Linked DNA regions of Homo sapiens: region 1 is linked to region 2. A link is a contact called in ENCODE Hi-C or POLR2A ChIA-PET data. All regions are on one chromosome and are shown on one strand. Each heading gives the region's core, a stretch centred on a gene start or an enhancer-like site at or near the end of the contact. The rest is flanking DNA. Distances are from core to core; before and after follow the strand shown.

Region 1 (2,779 bases), core at 164-2,663, 310 kb before region 2:
GGGTAAGCAGGGGCAGGAGGGGAGGCCTGCTGACGTACCTCCCCCAGCTCTTCGCACCCCTGTGTCTCGGGAAGAGGTGCTAGGTCCAGGGGGGGTGGAGAAAGGACCTCCAAGTCAGAAGTGATAAAGAGCCCATGGAGAGAGCCTGGTGCCCCCACATCTCCTACAGAGCAGCTATATCCCTTCCCAGGGGGAGAGAAAGCCACCTCTGAGAGCAAAGCCACCTCAGAAAAAAGACTAGAGGGAAACACTGAAAAGTCCATAGTAGTTAATACTGTGTGGTCCGCCATGATGGCAGGTAACCTTTATTTTATATTCTTTTGATTATTGTGTATTTTCCAAACTTTTAATACTTGTAAATTTAAGGGAAAACAATTTTTGTTTTCAGAGAAAGAAAGAGGAAGAGGCAGTCCCACCCTCCCAGGAACAGGCAAGCTGGGGCTCCCATCAGCCTGAGCTCCAGCCTGGGAACGGCCTGCTCCCACCCAGGCAAGGCCCTGCTGGCCACCCTGCTCTCTGTTCTTCTTCCCAAATCACTGTGTCTGTCACCTGCCTCCTTGGCTCTGCCCTGTCGGGCTGTGGAGCAAGGGTCTGCCCCGGGCTGCGCAGAGCCATGCATACAGTAGGTGCTCAGGAAATGCTTGTGACCTGAGGTGTGGTCCCAATCTGCAGACAGTTTCCCTGGAGAGGTGGGCCTACGTCCCCAGCGGACTTAGGATGTGAGGTGGGCGAATTGGTTGCTGCTGATTCATTCAATGAACATTTATTGAGCATCTACTGCATGCAAGCACTGTTCTGGGCACTGGAGATGCAGAAGTGAACACAATGGACAAAGATGCCTTCTCCCTGGGGCGCCACATTCCTGTGATGTGTGGAGAGAGACTGCCTCAGGAACCACCCTCCCCCCCAGTGTTTTTCAGTGTCCCAGCTTTCCATTTATAGATGGGGAAACTGACACTCAGAGAGGAGGCAGTCCTTGCCTGAACCCCGACAGCCAGGGAGTTGCAGATGCTGTTCTAAGCTCCAGAGCCTCGAGATTCAGCCCAGACCTTAGCCTACCAAGCCCTACTAAGGTAGGCTCTCTCCTCTGGCCACCCACACCCCTCTGGCTTAGGTCCTTCCTACCTATGCAGAATCTTGGCCTCCTGGCACTTCCATAAATGCTCTGGATTCCCCATTAAATCCTCATCACAGCTCCGTGTGCTGGGCATCACCACCTCCATTGTGGAGATGAAAACAGACTCAGGCAGATGGTGGGACTTGCTGCAACTAATGTTTAAGAAGAGGAAAGAGGACCTTGAGTCATCCTGTGGTCTGTCTGACATCAAACCAGCCCGTCAAACTCTCCCTTCTGCCCGGAAGATATCTTCTCTTCCTTGGCCTGAGGGCACCACCTCCATGGAGCCCTCCCCGATACCTCTAAGCGAGGTGATTCATATCCTCCTCTATGCAACCACAGCATCTTCAGGCCCTTCTCAAATACTTCCTGAAGTCTTTCTAGAAAGGGTGGAATCTGAGATGGGTCTAGAAAGGGCAGATCTGGGGAGGAAGGAACCTTGCTGGTACAAGCAGAGTGAACAGCATGGGCAAAGGTATGGAAGAAGGATCACACAAAAGGATTACATGGAGATGGAAGGTTTATGGGTCCTGTGGAGGGCTTGAGGGAGAGGAGACTGAGGAAGAAGGTGGGCCAGGCCTGGGGTTGGTCATGGCTTCAGGACACAGGGCTCCAGGACTGAACCAAGCTGGGCCGTGATGTGGGGCAAAGCATCCCATGATGCACAGGGCGGTTCTCTGAAATAGGCCAGTGTAGACATGGCCTTGAGGGTAGGTACGTGTGTGAACAGAGACCACAGGGGCCTCCCGCACCCACTCACGAGCCCTGTTTTTATCAGTCTCTAGACACACACCTGAGCAGCCGAAGCACACTTGCTCTGAGGCACGTAGAGGGCTCCGTGGATGGCCACGTCCGTGGTTGGACAAGGACAAGGGCGAAGGCTTAGAGCAGCTGAAGGGAAACCTGTCCTGGGGAGAATCCCAGGGCTAGTGACGGCGGCATGATTTTCAGGGCACAGTGCAAAATGAAAATACAGGATCCCTTGTTCAAAAATCAGTAAGAATTTCAGGACAGCGACCACAGAACACGAAACCAAGCATGAGGCCCTTCTAAGCAAGGGACCCTGTGCAACTGCCCAGGCCTGAAAATAAGCCTCTGTCTGCCTTTCCTTCCTTCCCTGGACTTGTGTGGGCTTCCATTCTTTATGAATCCACAGTGTTAAAATAATAATAAGTGAAGCCTTGGGTGAGAGCATAGCTTGAAGATTTTAGAACCAGTAAGAACATTAGGGAAAACATGACTCCAACCAACGTCCCCACCCTGTCTGCATTTTACGTTGTAGAACACCTGAAGGATCTAAGAAATTTAAAAATAAGCTCGGTAATCTCAACACCCAGAAAAAACCACTATCATTCGGTGTGTTTCCTTCCAGTCTATTTTTACCCCATGTCTTGTTTTTGCCTCTGTGGGTCTCTTTCCTCCATGTGTGAGGCCATGCAGATATGTCTGAGAACCTCAACAAGAATATCAATAGGCTGGGGCATGGCGGCTCCCGCCTGTAATCCCAACACTTTGGGAGGCTGAGGCAGGAGGATAACTTGAGCTCAAGAGGTGAAGGCTGCAGTGAACTATGATCGTGCCACTGCACTCTAGCTTGGGCGACAGAGCAAGACCTGGTCTCCAAAAAAAAAAACCACACATTAACAGTCATTACAGGTTGAA
Region 2 (2,770 bases), core at 255-2,754:
AAAGGCTTTCACTTGTTTCAAAATACTACTTGCACTGCAGAAAATATTGAATATTTACTACAAAACACTTTGATGGAAATTACAAAATGGACAGTTCATAAGCAGTTTGCAAATTCGATACGCTAATCTGAAACTATCATTCCAAAATAAGTATCTTACTGTTTGCCTAAGAACAGCTGGTTGTTCTTAGGTAAAATACTTGGGGGATAACATTCTAACATGACGAAAAACTCGTTGGCATATTTAAAGCCAATTAAAGAAGGATTTCAATGTCCAATTCGGAGTGTCCAAAGATATTTTTACTAAAGTTCTGGCCCTCCTCCCTTCCAATTTTTCCTTTGAAAACACACAAACTGCAAATTACATGCTCTAAAGAGAAGAGCTAACGTGTATTTCAGAAAACGGATATATTGGCTTAGATCAACTAGTTTCTATACGACTTCATTCTGCATTAACAGTTTGCAAGCCCTGAGAGACCAATGGTGCTCAACTCTAGTCCTGTGTCCCTTCTAGATCTTGATCTAGTACTAATTTCCTACAGGAGGGGACTATGGGACACACAGGCTCCAGCACGAGCCTGATAAAGTGTGGGCCCCGAGAACCAACTACGACGGAGTAACTTCCCTGCCTGCAGGCGATGGGCAGACGACGCTGGCAGAGCCTAGGTAAGAGTTACCTTTCACCAGCGGACTCCAAGAGTAAAACACGATGGTGGCGGGTGGTGAGGGATGTGGAGGGCGGGAAGGAATTGAATCACTCCACAACCTGCCTCCATACCCGCGCATAGTTTTCGTTGCACCCTCTACCCTCACAGAACCTTAAATTCACATTGTCCCAACAAGTTATCTACGTCCCCCTCCCTGAAGGGATATCAAATTGGGCGGGAGCTCCCGCGAACCCTGACCTGGCGCCTCCACGAAGGCTTAGGACCTGGAGGGAGGACGTTGGGGGGCGGGGAGGGCGCTTTTTCAAAAAAAGCCGCTGAATGCTTCTTCCTGTTCTCCCTCCCCTAAGGTGCTCTCCCAAGATGTACCCCCAAACCATATTCTCCCTGCCCTGCCGCCACCAGTGACCTTAGGGCTTTCCTTTGGCCTCCCACTCGGGACTTCCTCCTCCGGCTCCGCTAGGCCCCAGGACCCGGCGGCACGCACGGCGCTCGGCCTGCAGGCCCCGCCAGGCAGGCGGGCAGCGAGGTACCATCCCGGCCCATTCCCGCCGCCATTTTCCGGCCACCGTCGCCGCCGCGTAGGGGGGACCATTCCGGAGGAGGAGACTGCGCAGGGGCGCACCGGTCTCCGCCGCAGCGCACGGGGGGGGGGGGGGTGCGCCGGCTCTAGGAGGAATCCTTAAGATCTCCGAAGCTCCCCTCGCTGGCCACCCTGTGCCAAGCTAAGGTCTCCTACCAGGCCTTACCGAGAAGTCCCTGGCCTCACCCCGGCGCCCGGCGCTTCTACTTACGCGGAAAAATCCCGCGTCCATCTTGCCGCCTCGCTCGGAGATCGCTCCCTATCCCAGGGTACACCGCGCCGCCGCGACGGAGGGCGGGACCGGCGGAGGGAAAGCCGAGCGCCGGGACGCAGCGCGCGTCGTTGCGCCCGCCCCCTCCGGCCGACACGAGGCCGCGCCTGCTCAGTGCGCCGAGAGCCCGCCACGCGTGCGCACGAGCGCCAGCGGGGGCGGGCTTCTGTCAGGCCCTAAACTCCCCGGTAGGTAGTGGAGGAGGCGAACCTGACGACCGCAGCCAATGGGAGCAAAAGGGAAGGCCGTCGAGTCGCCCCGCCCTGCAAGTCCTTTTGTGGCGCGTGACCATCCTTGTTCGCGCAATGTGACGTGACCCATCCTTCGACCCGTAGTGGAAGAGGCTTGGCGTCCTGGAGTTCCATGAAGCGATTGAAGAGAAAGGCTGTTACCTCAGAGTGACGCGGGCGAGGCGGCCCGTGCGCCGACGAGAGGCCTGCGGCTTCCCTCTCGTTGTGAAAGTTGTGATTGTGTAGGTTTTACGCGTTTACCAGACGAGAGAGGATTGTCTGTAAAGCGGTCGAGCCTGGCAGCAGACATGAAATCTGCCTTGTAGCTCAGCTTGCTCAGCCTTTGGAGGAAGCTGGAAGTGTCCAGTAGATGGGTTTCGGTTTCGGCGGCCCGGTAATCACGCCGCTGGGCAGGACGCCCGCCAGAGAGCCGTGGTCCTCGGGCTCTGCCTCGGGCTCTCCCCAGCCCGGGTCTCGGACTCCGAGAAGCACCAGCTTCCTCGCAGCGCCTCGCCTGGCCGCCCTGGTGCCTCTGCTCTGGCTGCGAGGGCCTTGGGTTGGATGCGCACTGCTAGATTTTCTTATTTTGAAAATTATTGGCCGGGCGCGGTGGCTCACGCCTGTAATCCCAGCACTTTGGGAGGCCGAGGCGGGCGGATCACGAGGTCAGGAGATCGAGACCATCCTGGCTAACACGGTGAAACCCCGTCTCTACTAAAAATACAAAAAATTAGCTGGGCGTGGTGGCGGGCGTCTGTAGTCCCAGCTACTCGGGAGGCTGAGGCAGGAGAATGGCATTAACCCGGGAGGTGGAGCTTGCAGTGAGCCGAGATCACGCCACTGCACTCCAGCCTGGGTGACAGAGCGAGACTGTCTCAAAAAAAAAAGTTATTTTTATCTAATAAAGCAGAGATGGGGGTCTCGCTCTGTTGCTGGTCTCGAACTCCTGGCCTCCCAAAGTGCAGGGACTTCAGGCCTGAGCCACCGCGCCCGGCCCCACTCTGCCAGCTTTTTCGCAAGCG

Evidence for each region. A loop is a pair of places that touch in the nucleus more often than their neighbours do. ChIA-PET counts read pairs that join two places held with the same protein, here RNA polymerase II (POLR2A). Pooled maps may share reads with other maps.
Region 1: a loop to region 2 is called in a pooled map, with 7 times the contacts of the local background. The contact joins the enhancer-like site here to the promoter of SRRM1 in region 2. A Hi-C loop is called at or near these places in 2 of 37 single-sample maps with no recorded cell type and 9 of 50 pooled maps. POLR2A ChIA-PET finds 5 or more read pairs at or near these places in 2 of 52 experiments (activated B cell and activated T-cell).

The regions. Positions count from the first base shown.
Region 1 is chr1:24,953,890-24,956,668 of GRCh38, reverse strand. All of the region lies in intron 1 of RUNX3-AS1 (RUNX3 antisense RNA 1), which reads right to left. It also overlaps a transcript of RUNX3 not described here. Among named protein-coding and RNA genes, the nearest start is that of RUNX3-AS1, 25 kb to the right of the region's middle. RefSeq lists enhancers at 1,196-1,245, 1,286-1,435, 1,476-1,655, 697-1,896 and a silencer at 2,393-2,452. Within about 2 kb of position 1,413, at least 5 of the 41 ENCODE cell types and tissues checked have a DNase peak (open chromatin) inside an H3K27ac peak, as active enhancers do.
Region 2 is chr1:24,642,036-24,644,805 of GRCh38, reverse strand. It overlaps SRRM1 (serine and arginine repetitive matrix 1), which reads right to left and starts at 1,504. Exons shown (of 17, transcript NM_005839.4): 1 at 1,459-1,504. The coding sequence starts at 1,479. RefSeq lists silencers at 1,123-1,182, 1,443-1,762 and an enhancer at 1,833-1,932.